Regions from separate parts of the Homo sapiens genome. Here region 2 is linked to region 1. Evidence: chromatin contacts called from ENCODE Hi-C or POLR2A ChIA-PET data. All regions are on one chromosome and are shown on one strand. Each heading gives the region's core, a stretch centred on a gene start or an enhancer-like site at or near the end of the contact. The rest is flanking DNA. Distances are from core to core; before and after follow the strand shown. Region 1 overlaps DCP1B (decapping mRNA 1B). Region 2 has its middle 12 kb from the start of CACNA1C-IT2.

Region 1 (7,914 bases), core at 2,807-5,306:
GCATCATTTAATTTGTTTTTCTACCTTGTCTCCCCTCACTCCCCACCCACTTTCACTTTCTGTAAACTAAAAAGTTAGAGCTCAAGGCTTAATGAGATTCAGGATCAACTCTTTGGGCAAGAATATTTCAAGATGGTGCTGTACATTTGACATCTTATCACATTAGGAAGCCAGAGAATCTGGTTATCTAACTTTTAATGATGATAATCAGCGGGGTTCAGGAGGAGGCAGCCTGATCCTTCCACTGTCAAGTTTCTATCAACCTTTCCCATAACATTAATATTACTGATGATCACTGCCTGAGTCAATTATTTTAAGCAGAGTGTCTTTAAGTTCTATTATTCTCTCCACACGTACTAGCTGGAATTCTCTGGTAGAGAACAGCTCTCCCTCATTGACCAGGGCTGTTTGATTACTCTGAGATATAGTCCCTTTAGGGCAGGCAGGATAAAAGCTTATTTCATTCCCATTAATTATCAATTTTCAGAGGAAGGAGTTGGTGCCTTAGCACCTTCAAACGGATAACTAATAATTATTTTGCTTGGTTTTATATGTTTGGTTTGCTTGTTCTCTTTCTCATTACCAGGAACTCATAGATTTTTATACATTCAATGTGGTTTAATCCATTGTAGTCACTCCTGTTGATGTTAGAATGTGGTGCTCTGGTCAGTGTCCTTGAAGCTGATTTCTGTGTCCTTTCACATGACCCTATTGGTTTTACTATTCCAGACCTGGAATCAGAAATTTCTTTGAAGAGCCCTGACACCTTCTGGAAGGAAGTAATATTTCGAAACAACAATCTGGGTGATATAGATGCTTACTGCTACTGAGTTAGTCACTTTTATTTTTATGTCCTTTCAGGGCAAGAGTGAGAAACTCTATTTTTTGTTTTTATACCTAAGAAACAAAACATGAACTAATTCTGATATTTCCACTTAATCTTATGTAGTTTTAACTTATTAGATTTGATTTTTTTCCCCTTACACTAAGGTTTTGGTTCCAACCACGTTTATCTAATTTCATATTTATTATATCCACAACAGTAGAAAAATTACAATGCCAACAGTAGAAAAATTAAAATGCCAACATTACTACAAACAATAAAACCAATGAATGAAGTTTATAATGTCTTGCAGTTCTTTTTGTCCTTAAAATATAACCCACTAAGAGTGTTCAGTTCAAGCAGCGGGCTTTGAAGTCACTCTAATTTTTTTTCTAAGTAATTATGTGACAATATGATATTCAATTACATACATTTATTTCAGCTAGTTTCCAAATTCTATAATTTTTAAAAATTTTTATTTTTTGCCCATTTTTCTAGTGTTAATCTTGTACTTCTTAATTTTTAGGAGCTCTTCATAAAATAACCTTCCTGTCATTCTGGTGTCAACAATTTTTTTCTGAGTTGTTTTTGTATCTTTCTATTTGCTTGTGTTGTATTTAAACCTTGTAAAATGTTTTTTATTTTTATGTAGTTTAATTAATTGCTTTTGGGTTTTTAGGCATAATTGAAAGATTTCTCTTTTCCTAGATTATAAAGAAATCCATACAAATTTTCTTCTGGTACTTGAATCATTATATTTTTACATTTAAATTTCTAATACATTTGGAATTTATCCTGGTGTATGCTGTAAGGTACAGACTCAGTTTTGTATTTTTCCAAATGGCTACCAGTTGCCCCAACACCATTTATTTAGGAATTCACTCAAATAGCTGACTTGAGATTATCATCTTTATCATATCCTAGATTTCATATACAATTGGATTTAATCCTAGACTTAGAATCTTAAATCTGTCCCATTGGTCTATTGGGCTGTTAGGTATCAATACCATCAACACCATACTGTTTGAAATGTTGACTTCAATGTTTTAAAATCAGGGAGAGCTCGCTCCATCCCCCCACTCATCTCCCCCACCTCCAACCCCTACTAATATCACACTTCTTTGCCAGGATTTTCCCAGCTATTCTTTCTTGCATATTTCTTTCCATGAGCCTTACACTCAACTTGTCTAGATCAGAGAGTAAGGGAGAAGTGGGGAGGGGAGGGGAAAAGAAACCAGTGGTATTTATTTAGTGGTCACCTTAAATGTAGAGATTTTTTTTCTAAGAGCTTTATGTTGAATCTTCTTATCCAACAACAGGGTGTATATTTCCATTTGTTTGAGTCTATTTTTATGCCTTTCAGGAGTTTTTAAACATTTTCTTTATATAGGTTTTGCCCATTTCTCGTGAATTTTATTGCAAACAATTTTATATTCATTTGTTGCTACTGTAAGTTGGGGTCTTGCAGTAAGTCTAACAAGACTTACTACCAGTTGTGTATATGAAGGTTATTGTATACATGAAGGCTATTGTATATATGAAGGCTACTGATTTCTCAGGCTATTTTTTAACCCACTTAAAGGCAAACAGTTTTCTTCAGCTTATAAAAAATCTATATTACAAATAAAGATTTTTTATTTGTAATATAATTTTGTTTGGTGGAAGGAACAGCATCCACAGTACCTAGTCTTGCTAAACAAGAATATTCCCACTGCGGAACTGAAGTGTGTATGTATCACAAGGAAGGGCAAACACTCACCTTTGTGTATTCGTCTTTGGCCTTGATGAGCATTCGTAAAATGTCTACTTCTTTGCCCTCTCCTGAATTGAGGATCACTGGGGAAATTCCTGCTCCAGTTCCCTGATGGGCTTTCAACTGTTCATACTGAGTTAGGCTAGAAAAACAGAGGGGAAAATCCACACAAGAAAAGCCAATTCAACACAAACAATGTTTAAAACCATCCCAATTCTCACCTAGTTGTTTTCATCCTGTTACAACCATATTAGAAATAAGCTTGCTTAGGAATTTAAAGGAGAAAAATGAGAGTTGAGGTCCTGAATTCACTGACTACACAAATGAATCTAGGATAGGGGTCAGCAAATCTGTGGGCCAAGTCCAGCCCACCACCTGTTTTTTGTAAAGAAAGTCACAAACACAGCCAAGCTCAACACAGCCATGCTCCTTTGTTTACATGTTGTTTATGGCTGCTTTCACATTACAAGGGCAGAATTCTATAGTCGGAACACAAATCCTATGGACTGCAAAGCCTAAAATACTCACTCTCTGGTCCCTTTGAGAAGAGTTTGCCAACTCCTCACACAGTGCATTCTAAAGGATGCTCTCATTAGTTGCTAAGGAAACCCAATTTAGAGTTCTGAAATACTGAGGAAAGAACCCCCTACTTTACAGACTGCCTTGAAGTCAAGGCAAGGTTGATTCTGGCAACTCAAATCCTGCAGCTCTCTGGCAGTTTCAAAACATGGTAAAGATTCCATTCTAACTCGGAGAAGAGGGGCCATTTAAAAAACCACTTAGAGCAACGAGGAGTTCTTCTGTTGCCTGGAAAACAATACAAAGATAGACCAGATTGCTCCTATATGCTGCTAGGTGATGTCGAGGAAAATATACTTTCCCTTTATGTGCTGTAACTTTCAGCTCACATTCTTATTATTGCCATGAAGTTTACGGTAACAAAGATCTGAGTACTTACTGAGAGACTTAATTCTAACTGGGGAGGGGGTCGGAATCCACACAATCAGCTGCTTATTGCTAGTAAATAATCAATTTCCTGCCCGAGCTGTTAGGTAATTACTGCAGAATGCTGACAATTATAACATGGCCTCTTGGCTGAGCTACAGGGTATTTTTTAATCTGTATGAAATCCTGTTATTATTATCCACTGCACAATTTACAGTAACATGAATGTTCTAGGAACTAGTTGTTATGGTGGTAAATACCAGTTTGAATACACTTAATCACCATCTGCACCTTGAGCTAGTTACCTAAAATTAGCTACCTCTAGCTAGACTTTCAGGAATCTATCTCATCTCTTAAAAGGTGCTCCCTGTTTTTCATTTCCGTGAGGTCACTTTCTAGTCATTTCATTGCCCCAGGATTTAAAAGTGGGGACTGATTCTTTTGCACACAGAGCTACAGTGTCATACCCATGTGGCAGCAGCCATCCTATGTGCTTGGCTGAGTCCAGTCCCAGGCTGTGACACAGCACGTGCAGGAAACTCATCTCACTCTGAGACTCTTCCCATCCCCATAAATGGCAGGGAAATAACTGCCTCACAGTGAGCAGCCCTGGGCTCAAAAATTGATCAGTCAACCAACTGCAGAGCAGAGAACAAGCCCTCCTCTTTCAACGCAATCAGGGAAGCCAAGAGTGGGAAAGTCAGACAGCAATTTTAAAGTTGCCCAAAATGCAGAATGGGACAAATCACAAGGTATCATAAGATTAAAAGAAAGAGACCAGTAACAAGGAAGAGAGAGACAGTCGACTGATCACTAAGCTAATAGTAACTCAGCAATTTCTAAGGAGACAGAAAATAAAGACTACCTTAACTCAGTGTCTGAGACATGGGAGGAAATTCTGAGCTCCCACAAACATGTATACACAGTTAAAGGAAAGCATCTGGGGGATGAAGGAAATGAAAGATTTTACAGAATCGGGAGCAGACTTTTAGGATGGCTCTGAATGTTCTTTTTACCAACAGGCATATTGATAACTTTTCAAAGCAAAAAATTGCTAATTTACATATGAAAATATTAAAGAAAACTGCCATCTGGAACAATTCATATATATTTCACACACAGGAAAAAATGAATCATTCTAGATGATAAATATTATGCAGTGAAACTGCGGCAAGTTGTTCTTACGTCTAATTTTCATTTATTAATTAATACTAAATGTCTGCCTAACCAGTGAAAAGGACTGCTATGGGAGATATATTCTGTTAAGACTGTAGTATAGTTACACACACTTAGAAATACAAACAAAAGCACCAGGTCCTGAAAAATATTTAGCCTTTTAGTACTTACTTTTTCATAAGCTCTGCAATTCTTTGGCATTCTTCCTTATCATAAAACCAAATTCCATAGATGGACACTGCAAAAAACACACATCAAACAAATTATGAGCATCTTCAAAACTACAAAATAGAAAAAAATCTCCTTTCCATCTTAAATACATAATAATCTATGTGTTAAATTGATTTATTCAATAATTATTGAATAAATAAAAGCAATCATTGGGGTTAAAGCTTAAAAATACAGCATCAAGCCAGGCACAGTGGCTCACACTTGTAATCCCAGTACTTTGGGATCACTTGAGGTCAAGTGTTCAAGACCAGCCTGGCCAACATGGTGAAACCCCATCTCTACTAAAAATACAAAAAAAATTAGCCAGGCCTGGTGGCGGGCGTCCATAATCCCAGCTACTCGGGATGCAGAGGCAGGAGAATCGCTTGAACCTGGGAGGTGGAGGTTGCTGTGAGCCAGGATCGCGCCATTGGACGCCAGCCTGGATGAAAAGAGGGAAACTCTGTCTCAAAAAAAAAAAAAAAAGCATCAAAATTTAAGTCCACAGAGAAATCCGTGGTGGTTTTGTGCAAAGACGCGCACCCACACACATTGAAGAAACTGTGCTCCGCGTGAAAACATGGCACCTGAACACAACAGGCACTCGGCAAAATCCTCTGAAGCAAATGAATACAGACGGAAAATGAAATCACAATTTCTATACTTCCTGGCTGCGAGATAGCATTGTTTCTACACTCCATTTGCACATTTCATAAACACATTTCATGTTTATTTTTAAATATTCAGAAACCTGATACTCAAATTATGCCTAGAAGCCTCCCTCCCCTTCTCCTTCTCTCAGGAACATGTTAACTGAGAAAGTGGCTTTGTAAGCTGTAAGTTAGGGAGAGGCCACTGGAAAAAATAAAATTTAATAATAAACTTCTGGCTTCAAAATGGTACAGAAAATGTATAACTGCTGAAAGATTAGATATGACTATGATTTCCTCATTTAGTAATGAAAGAAACTGTGACATAATATACCTGCTATTGATTCATTCAATAATGTTCAAATAAGTTGTATACTTTAGTATGTGCCTATCTATATCATTTTTATAGCAAAGGCTGAAGCAGCTCCAGAAGACATTTATAAATATCTAGTTGAGGATCTGATGGCATTAATCATCTAAGTAATGCATTAACTACACACACATTTAAAACATCTTCACTGAAAACAGCAGCAATATTACGATAGGGCAATGAAAACCAACAAAACATGTTTTTACAAGGGAAAAAAGACTTTAAATTCAAACTTTCTAAACACGTAATTATATTAATAGTATTTTGCTGTTAAAACAGCTATGATATTCTAACTACATCTTTTTTCCCCTCTTACCTGACCAATGTCTGGGCATGGAATTTCTGCTTCTTGTCAGTAATGATTCATATATCAAAAGGTACAAGAAATGTCTTTATAGTGCTATTTTAAGCAGGTATCTTAAAGAGGAACCTATGAATCTGAATTACTCACTTGCCAAAAGGTGGCAATAGGGCTTTAAACTTTGGTTTTGCAATTATCAGTGTACCAGAAATCTTTTATCTTACCTACCTGCACGTGAAGTGGGGGGGAAGTAGGGGAAAAAATCCCAGCTTTTCCTTGAACAGGACCATTTTACTCTCTTAGATGGAAATACATACACATTTTCCTCCTTGGTACACTGACTTTTTTTTTTTTTTTTTTTTAAGAACGTCTGAGTTCTGAAGCCCATGTGCTATGAGAGCTTTTACATCAAAACAAAATTCTTTCATCTCAAGATCATTGAATGTGTATCTTGAAACTTCATATTCAAGGTTGCTTCCAGTCCATCAACAATAATTCCCTACTCTAATTCCCTACACAGATTCCTACACTAACCTGCATACCCTCACGTTCTTGAAGTCAAAGCAGATTGGATCACTGACGTTCAACCACTTAATAAATCTGAGTATGTTTGCGTGTCTTGGTGACTTTAACCTTAGTTACAAAACTAGGAGCCTGGCCTATTTTTTTGGTTATAGTGTAAGTTTTCTTTCCTTGAAGACTGACTTTTCCAAAACTATCAAAGGAGAAAGATGGCAGTAAGGGAGAAAAACAGAGCATAACTCAGAAACACGAGGCCCAATGGCAGAGGAAAAAATGGCCGTTGTTGTCTCATGAATAGGCTCTATTAATAAGAATATTCTGGGTATCTTTCGTTTGATGTTATACATTTGCGGCATTTGACATAAGGAATTAGGCTTTCGTAAGGGTGGGATGCCAAGAAAACTGTTGATACAAATAGAAAAGCAGTTTGACAGTGTCATCACCATGAGATAACTGAAATGCAGATTTAGGGAGCGAAAATGCTACGGAACATCTTTCAAATGTCAAAGCAAAATGAAGGAAAGATTGAGTTTGCAGTAATTATTTAAGACATCGTGAAGACTTCTTTAGGACCCAACCATTTATCTCCAAAGCAACATGGCTTTAAAAATTAAAATGAGATCATTTTGAGATAACTCTTTTGATCCCAGTTTAGTCTGGACAGAAAATTTAAATAGCCAAAGGGGAAAAAAAAACCATTAACCAAGAGTTCTGGCTACCGAAAAGAGGCACCAAGATAAAATGCAGAACTGGGCCTAACTTTCTTCTCCCTAAAATAGTTTTGCAACTTGAGTGCATTCCCCTGGGAAAGAGGCTGTGAATTCCATGGAAGTATGCATTCCAAGTTTCCTGCCTCTTAGCCCTAAGGTCTACCAACCCCTGGACAAACCTATCACTCTTCCACACAAGAGGGTCTATCAAAGCAGTCTGTGGAGATATATAAAAACCAGAGATCACCATGCCTTAGGGAGGTGATGAGCTGACAGGCTGACAGAAACCATGAAGTTCACATTTCAATCCAAGTTTTCCCGTAAAGCCACTGGCTGAGAGGCCCATCCCTACATAGGCAGGGAGCAGAGCAGGGAAGACGAAAATACAAGGTTGAAAAGAATCAAGTAAGAAGGTGTTTTGTTTTGTTTTTTAGAATTCTAAAACTTAAAAGGA
Region 2 (7,914 bases), core at 2,085-4,584, 68 kb after region 1:
CCATCCCCATGCTGCAAGGTAGAGGGAGGAGGGGTGGCTCACACGTGAGTGGGAGCACGGCTTGCGGCAGTCTCGGTAACCGGAGGGGGCGGGCATGCTCTAAGGGAGCAACTTGGAGGAGTTCCTGTGGTCCCAAACACCCATCCATCTCTGCTTGAGTTCCTTCCCAGTTTTAGGTGTCATATGAGTGCTTATATCAGTATAACTCACATCAGCCTTAGTGCCATGGACAGTCCCTAAAGTGAACATCAATTTCTCTGTCACCTGCCGTATTTTGGGTGTACCCTAGGGGCACTTAGCACACCCGGCCAGGAGGCTCAAGCCCATGCCTGTGGATGGCACACATAGAGAATGGACTCTGTTGCTCTTGAAAAGGATTGTTAAAAAATCAAGTTAGCATCTTGTTTGTCAACGTTAAGACAGTTGATGTTTCAGAATAATTGACAAGCATGGAAATCCACTGGAAACAGGAATGTTATTAGGGCCACTGTGTTTGTGAGTGTTCGGATGTGAATTAAACCAATCCATTACACTTGTTTGATGTTCATTGGGGCTGCAATATTTTTATGCAGAACCCGTGAAAGGAGACACAGTTCAGTGGTGTTTATGAGTGACCTTGTCTTGTCCTCTGAATTATGGACAGGCAGCTCAGAACATCAGCAGCTGGAGCTAACAACTGTGCTGTGTTTTCTTCATATTCCGTATTCCTGAGATGCTGCTGCCATCTCGGGCTTAGATTTTGCAGTAGAGAACATGAATGCGGCTTTTCAAATCAGAAATATTTATAGAACGAGGTCCTGATTTAACAACGCTGAAGCGCTGGTCCTGGAAATAATAACACAAGTCAGGAAAGAGAACCTCTCTCCCTATAAAACATCCCTCCAGTGCTTGCTTTCGAGGGGACTTCTTTGTGAAAAATTAATGTTTCCCAGTTTGATCAGAAGGGTTTTAAACTGAAGGTAGGGGGTGGTGGAGTAAAATGCCAGGTGAGCCTATGACACTGACAGGCAGTGCCTGGTTAGGTGCAGTGATGTAGCTAACCCACCCTGGGGGAGTTCCGCTGGCCATTCCACTTCCAGAGGGGAGGTGCTTGATTCTCCATTCCTTGACGTACAAGGAACCCTGAGGAAGGTGTGGACAGGATGTCCCAGAACAAGTGAAGCCAGTCTCTGTGTCCAGCTGGGTCCTCTTTCTGGCCCTGACACAGATGCCCCCATGATGCCCGCCCTCTGCAGGCTCAAGTCCGCCCATGTGCTCGGCCACCACCTGGCCTGCAAGTCTATCCTGGGATGCTGAGGGGGCAGCTCTGGCATCCGACACCCTGGAACCCAGGACATGGATCCCATTTTCTCTCCAAACCCAGGCTATGTTTACATCTTCAAAACACATAAGGCCGACTGTCCCTTCTTTCCTGAAAAATGGAGCTTCATCTCCACTCCTCTGGGCTATATGTCTCCTGGAGTCTCAGAGTCCTTGGGGCTTGGGGGCATTGTGTTCAGAGCTTTGGACATGATTCACAGTATAATCCTAAGGACAAAGTTTTTCTGGCAACCTCATGCTAAAACATGAGAAAACAACAACACAACAACAACAACAAAACAACAACAACATCCCAGCTCGCTCTCATTTAAAATCATTCCCCAGGTCAAATCTCCAGCAAACATCCCTCTAGAGAAGTGAGAATAACATAGTCAAAATGCCCAGGAACCTCAGCAGATGCAGCTGCCAATAAAGTTAAAGTAAATGTAGGCACCGTGAATAGATGTCTAGCATTCCAAATAGAGGTGGTGAGAGTTTGCCTGGCCCTGGCCATACTGCCCTCGAAGACAGCTTAGTGCTGGCAGCATGTTCCGAGAGAAGCACTGACAGAGAAAGACAGAGGAGCATGGAAGAGGATGGGAGAGTGGCTCATGTTCTGGCCTAGAGAAGCAAAGATTCGTAGAGAGGGGAGGAAGAGAATACAGTAACTGTATTGCAACATTTATTAATAATAATAACGACCACATTTTTAACATCTGCTACACCTTAGGCCGTTGGAACATACTAACTCATTTTAATCCTCACAGCAACCCCATGAGGTGGATATCTTTATTCCTATTATACAGATGATGAAACTGAGGCTTGAAGAGAGCGGTTCAGTGACTCGCCCAAACTCACATGCTTAGTGTGGGAAAGTTAAGATTTTGCCACATCCAAGTCCTTTTAGATCCAAGGCCGTGTTCCTTTTTGTAAGCCTCCCTGGTGTGTGGAAGGGAGTACACTTTCTCCGTGAGATGCCAGATAACTGAAAGAGAACTACAGGGAAGATGTCAGAGGAACGAGATTCCACGCAACCTGATAAAGAACTTGCTCATGGTCAGAGTTGTCCAGAGATGGGATGAACAAGCCCAGCTGGGGCTGCATTTCCATCCCTCGGAGGTCTCAGGCAGAGGCTGAGGTACTAAGGTTGAGGGTACTGTGGTGGGTATTTAATACTAAGAGTCCCTCTTAATACTTTCTGTTTTATTACTCTAAAGTAAACTTCCCCAGCACACAGCTCAAAGAGAAGGCCAGTGTAATATGCTGGTTCAATATCCGACGACTTTGAAATAATTCGAGGGCTAACTGGCTCATCTAGTGTGATTTAAGCTCGTAGTTTCCCATTCATGTATGTACTCACTTCTTCAAAAAACACCTTTCGGAGTGCCTCCTTCGTGCCAGGCTCTGCAGATATAGCTGTGAATAACAGATAGTCCCTGTGCAAGGAATCTATAGATGGGAATGGGGAGAGACAGGCAGACAGGTGATTTTCATTCTGTGTGTAAATATAATTAGGAAAGTACAGGATGCTATGGGACACCGAATCCAACTTTGCGGGACAGGGGAAGAAGCCTTAGGAGCTGGCGAGGCGAGGGGGTGAAGAGGAGAAGGAGGTCTGGGCACTGGAAGCGGCACACGTGGAAACGGTAAAGGCCGACGCCGGTTCAGAGCCGCAACCGCGACAGCCCCGTCGTCCACCTCAGGTGCCGGCGCCCCCTGCTGGTGCGCGGAGATGCGCGGAGACCGCAAGGCCCGGGGGCGTGGCCTCCCCTGCGCCGGCGCGTGTGCCCGGGCCCTCCGCGGGGCGCCGGCGTCTGCGCCAAGGCACGTTCTCCTGCTGCTCCAGAACTGCCACCTTCCAAGTCCTGAAGGAGGCCGTTTTCCTGTCATTTGCACCTGGCCGGAGCCATTCTGGATGTTTTAAGGAAACGAGAAAACCATTCTTTCCTCTTACCGGATGATGTGCGATGTCATTTGGAAACAAAGAAGGGCTCTGTTTCTTGGAGCCCCTGGGTTCTGTCTGCAAGAGGGGCAGTCATGAGGCTTGCAAGGCAGGGAGTGGGTAGGATGGTGCTACAAGCGGCCGGGAGGTGATGGGGTGCAGGGAAATAGACATTTCCATTTCTTCCTCCTCCCTTCTTTTCTCCCCAGAATCTCCTGTGCGAACCTCTTCTGTGCAGACACCTTCCCACCCAACCTCAACAGAGCCCTGTGGGCCTCCCACGCTGTGTAAGTGCGCGGACTCATCTGAGTGCCACTAGGGGACACAGCCCAGATTCAAGCTGGGATCCCCATAATATGTGCACCTGCAGCCAGGTGTGCCTATAGAACCACAAATGCGACAGGTGAGGGGATCATCTTATTATTTTCCTACTTCCGAGGCAGGACGGTACTTAAACCATCTCAGACAGATGGTTAACTGTCCTATTTTAAAATATCTCTGGGGAGGACGATTTCACAATTCCCTGTGGCTGTCTGTTCTAGTATTTAATCATGTTCATTACCAGCGAGTTCTTCTTTATGCCGGATCTAAATCTCCACCGTTGTGATTTAAGTCTTTTTCCTTGAGGGTAGACGCTGTGGCTCTTCTGCTTCAGGGGAGGAGAGGATTCTGGTGCTAATTTTGCGGTCTTGTGAATAAGTTATCTCTTGTAACACCTTCTTTGGGGTTTATTTTCTTTACTGGTAAATGGGGTTGGAGGGTGAGTTAGGGATGGTTCCCAAGGACTTCTCAAATGTCATAGCTTTTAGACAAGTGCTGCATTGGTATCGTGTGCAATTCAATACTTAGTGGAAATAATAACGCTTTGTTGCATTGAAAAGCGTGTAGCTGAAATCTGAAATGATGCCACGTAGACCTAGTCCAGAAAGCCATCTATCCCTTAGTGTCTGAGTGGGCCGTGGGAAGGAATGAGCAGTGGAGTGGGCTGGGCCACTCACAGCTGGACCTTCCAGAAGTCACTTCAGGGTAGGCGCTCTGATCATCTATTGCACAGAAAAGGGGAATCAGGCTTTGTGGGTGCTGCCCCAGCCTCTAGCTCTGGAGAGCTCAGAAATGAACACCCAGCAGAGGGCAGTTGTATGGGACAGTGGATTTTCATCCTCCCTCCCCTTTCCTATCTTTTTTTTTGAGACAGAGTCTTGCTTTGTCACACAGGCTGTAGGTGCGATGTTGGCTCACTGCAACCTCTGCCTCTCGGGTTCAAGAGATTCTCCTGCCTCAGCCTCCCCAGTAGCTGCGATTACAGGCATGCGCCACCACGCCCGGCTAATTTTTGTCTTTTTAGTAGAGACAGGGTTTCACCATGTTGGTCAGGCTGGCCTTGAACCCCTGACCTTGTGATCTGCCCTCTTCGGCCTCCCAAAGTGCTGGGATTACAGGCATGAGCCACGGCGCCCAGCCTCCCCTTTCCTATCTTTAAAAAGCAAATGCCCTAGGAAGGGTTATACCTTAAGTCATTATCAGGTAACCCTTTAGTGACCAGATGAGGAAATGGGCTACAGAGTAGCTGCTTAGTCTTGACACTGGAGGGGTTAGCACAGGAGGATTCGGGGTACCCTGGGAGGAAGGTTTGCTAACAGCAAAACAAAGGCTCCACACCAGCGGCAAGAGACCAAGTTCACTCATTTCCCCTTGTTTTCAAAACCTTCTTGTCTGCTTACTTTGCTATGTATGTCCTTAGGAGCTGGTTCTTGCTCCAGGTGGCATGAGTTACCTTGCTTTAGGGGGCAGTTTTTAGGCAGGATTCATTCTAGGCAAAGTTCCACCAGCCAAAGCTCTCTGAGCATCCTGCCTCATCTATACATAGGAGTAAACAGAGCTTCAGCCAACGACTGGATCACATCATGAGACGGAGTAATCTGCTATTTACTTGTATTCTCTTACCTCCTCAAGTTGTTTGAGACAGAAATAAAGACTTCCTTGTTTGGTAGGCATGGGAGGAATTTTAATCTTCTGCACATGTAAATGTGAGATTGTAGGATTTCTCTTGCCTTTATTACTGGTATCATCAAACACTGCATTGGGCTCACTGTCCGCTAACAGCAATTCTTGTATTATTATTTCAGAGTTAGCTGTGAGTTAAAGTATCTTCGGGCCCCACTTGGTCTTGAAATTGTTAAAAGGCATTGGGTACACCAAAAATGTCCTTGGGCCTCTGAAGGGGAGAAAAGGGTCAGAATGGTCCCAACTCAGATGCAAGTCTCCTGGGAAGGGACGTGTTCCCCACTTTGTGCAGGTCAGGCAGGGGTGCACTGCAGAACTGGTTTCCACCATCGTACCAGTCATGGAAGGGTTTCCATCAGCTCAGGATTGTAATTGTGTCCCACTGGAGGAACAGCACGAAGTTCTGAAGATACTTGTGCCTTCTATATAACCCTCACTTCTCAGAGCATGGTCTGGGGTAGAGCAGCATCAGCCTCACCTGGAAGCTTATAAGAAATCCAGAATCTCAGGCTCTACCCAGATCTACTGAATCAGAATCTGTATTTTAAAAATAACCCCAGGGGATTCTTATGCACATTTAAGTTTGAGGCCCCCTGGTCTAGCCCACTGGAAAACAGAGTCCTTCTTGGTGGATTTCGAGTGTATTGTTCTAGGCAACGTTGTAAAGCAGGTGAGGCTTCTCTTCGGGACCACCGACTCTATTTTCAATATTCTTTTCTCTCATTAAAGCTTCCTTTTCTCTGCATTTCCCTTCACTCCCTCCCAAAAGCACCCAGACAAAACCCTACTGACGAAGACTGTGCACTCAACATAGCCCAGGTCCCTGACATACTGGAGAAAAGAGACATGATTAAATAATTCCTATGAAGCTGTTAGTGACTTAGGATTTGCAGGGTTCTTTCTCATATGGATATTGCACTCTAAAATAGGGTACTTAATGAATCACTGTTTAACCTAAAGATTATATTTCCTTTCATAGAATTCGAGTCACGGTGGCACTCTGACAGAGATTGCAGATATCTGGGGATAGGGTGACTTTTATAATCACTAATAGGATGCTATGTGGGTGACTACTTAATCCGACTATGTAACAGACTGGACCCCCAAGCTTTGGGTGACCCCCAAAACTTCCCAGCTCAGTAAGCCCTCATTATTGCTCACAGACACTGAATTCTTAGTGCTGCTTCTCAGATACTTCTTTCTTATCTTTATTATTTTGCTATGTTTGGCCACTTAAGATACAGAGTCCAGTTTTCAAAATAAGGAATGGATTTTAGGAGAGTTTTTGATAAGTCAAAGAAACATAAAAGAAGAGAATTGTTGAGATATGATTCAGGAACTATTTCTGGAGATAGCTGAACCCATGCTTAATAGGGTGCTAGTTTTGCCGGGCAGCTTTGACATGTGACAACTGTTTCTCCTTTTAATTTCCAGTTATTGTAGAAATAAATCTGGCTTACATGGTATTTCTCCTTTTTATTGCTTGACCTGATGTTTTTTTCCCCATGCAAGTCACTTCCTAGCAATTCACTCCAATATTACAGCAACACCCTGACTGTCCTGTGCCCAGGTATGTTGACAGGTGAAATCCCTTAACATAAATTTTGTCAAAAAAAAAAGCCTGTAAAAGACAGATGCTGGGAAGTGGAAATTGATAAATCCAGGTGTTACAAATGGGACACTGTTAAATGCAAGGATTGCAAATGTTATATAAGTAAACACAATGTCCATAGGTAGGAAATTGCAAAAGACAGGTGCTGTGAATATTGGTCTATGAGGCCAACAGACAGCCCTTTGCAAATAACATGGGCCTTTTAATAGACAAATAAGAGCTGAAACTTTCATGCAGAGTTCCAATCCCCTGGTAGAGGATCTTTTTGGCTAAGTAACTCACTAAACAATGATGAGAGGACAAGTGTAACAACCTCCCTTTAAACTAATCTCCCTGGGTAACCTGCCAGGGAGTTTTTCCAGGAACATTAGCTACCAGCTCAAGAGCAGCCTTTCATGTAGATACTTTTATGAGATGATTGATAGAAGTAGGGCAGGTCTCTTGGTTTCAAAATTTCTCTTTTACCAGCCTGTAATATGCCTGAAATTGCACCATTAGCAATATATTTTTTGGATTAATTCTCTACCACCAACAGGATAGATAGAGCAATCATTCATTTATTCATCAGATGTTTATTAAGCACTTACTGTGAGCCAAGTACTATTCTTGGTAAAGGAAATTCAAAGGTAAGTACAACATCGTTCTTGCCCTTGAGATGTTGAGAGTCTAGTTGGGAATACAGGAGGTAAACAAATAACTACAGCAATATAACTAGTGCTTTGATAGAGATAGCGGTAGGCTCTATGGGAACACAGAGGAAGAAGAACTTGACCCGGGACTCTTGAGCTGAGTCTTAAAGGATGAGTAGGAGTTTGCACACAGATGCAAAGGATGGAGGTCTGCAGTTTGGGTGTGGGAGGGGAGAAGGAATAAGGGATGATTTTGGACCATTGGGCCATAGGGGTGAGCATCCCTGTGCCTGAGCTGGGATTACAGTTCTTGGGTTCCTGTGGGGCATCATGTCAGTGTTGGCTGCCTATATATGTAGAGAGAGTGCTTCTGGAGATGGGGATGGGGGTAGGATTTATGCAAAGAGGAGATGGAGGATGGCAGAGAC

What was found. Hi-C counts contacts between places; a loop is a spot of excess contacts on that map. ChIA-PET counts read pairs that join two places held with the same protein, here RNA polymerase II (POLR2A). Pooled maps may share reads with other maps.
Region 2: a loop to region 1 is called in a map of heart left ventricle, with 2.8 times the contacts of the local background. The contact joins two enhancer-like sites. A Hi-C loop is called at or near these places in 25 of 168 maps with a recorded cell type or tissue (G401, Right ventricle myocardium inferior, Right ventricle myocardium superior and 11 more) and 24 of 50 pooled maps. POLR2A ChIA-PET finds 5 or more read pairs at or near these places in 3 of 52 experiments (CD8-positive, alpha-beta memory T cell, T-cell and activated T-cell).

The regions. Positions count from the first base shown.
Region 1 is chr12:1,962,976-1,970,889 of GRCh38, forward strand. DCP1B (decapping mRNA 1B) reads right to left here. Exons shown (of 9, transcript NM_152640.5): 4 at 4,869-4,935; 5 at 2,583-2,718. It also overlaps a transcript of CACNA1C not described here. Among named protein-coding and RNA genes, the nearest start is that of LINC00940, 30 kb to the left of the region's middle. Within about 2 kb of position 4,057, at least 2 of the 41 ENCODE cell types and tissues checked have a DNase peak (open chromatin) inside an H3K27ac peak, as active enhancers do; they include uterus, where a contact is called at or near this core.
Region 2 is chr12:2,032,062-2,039,975 of GRCh38, forward strand. It overlaps a transcript of CACNA1C not described here. Among named protein-coding and RNA genes, the nearest start is that of CACNA1C-IT2, 12 kb to the right of the region's middle. RefSeq lists a silencer at 2,881-3,170. Within about 2 kb of position 3,335, at least 4 of the 41 ENCODE cell types and tissues checked have a DNase peak (open chromatin) inside an H3K27ac peak, as active enhancers do; they include uterus, where a contact is called at or near this core.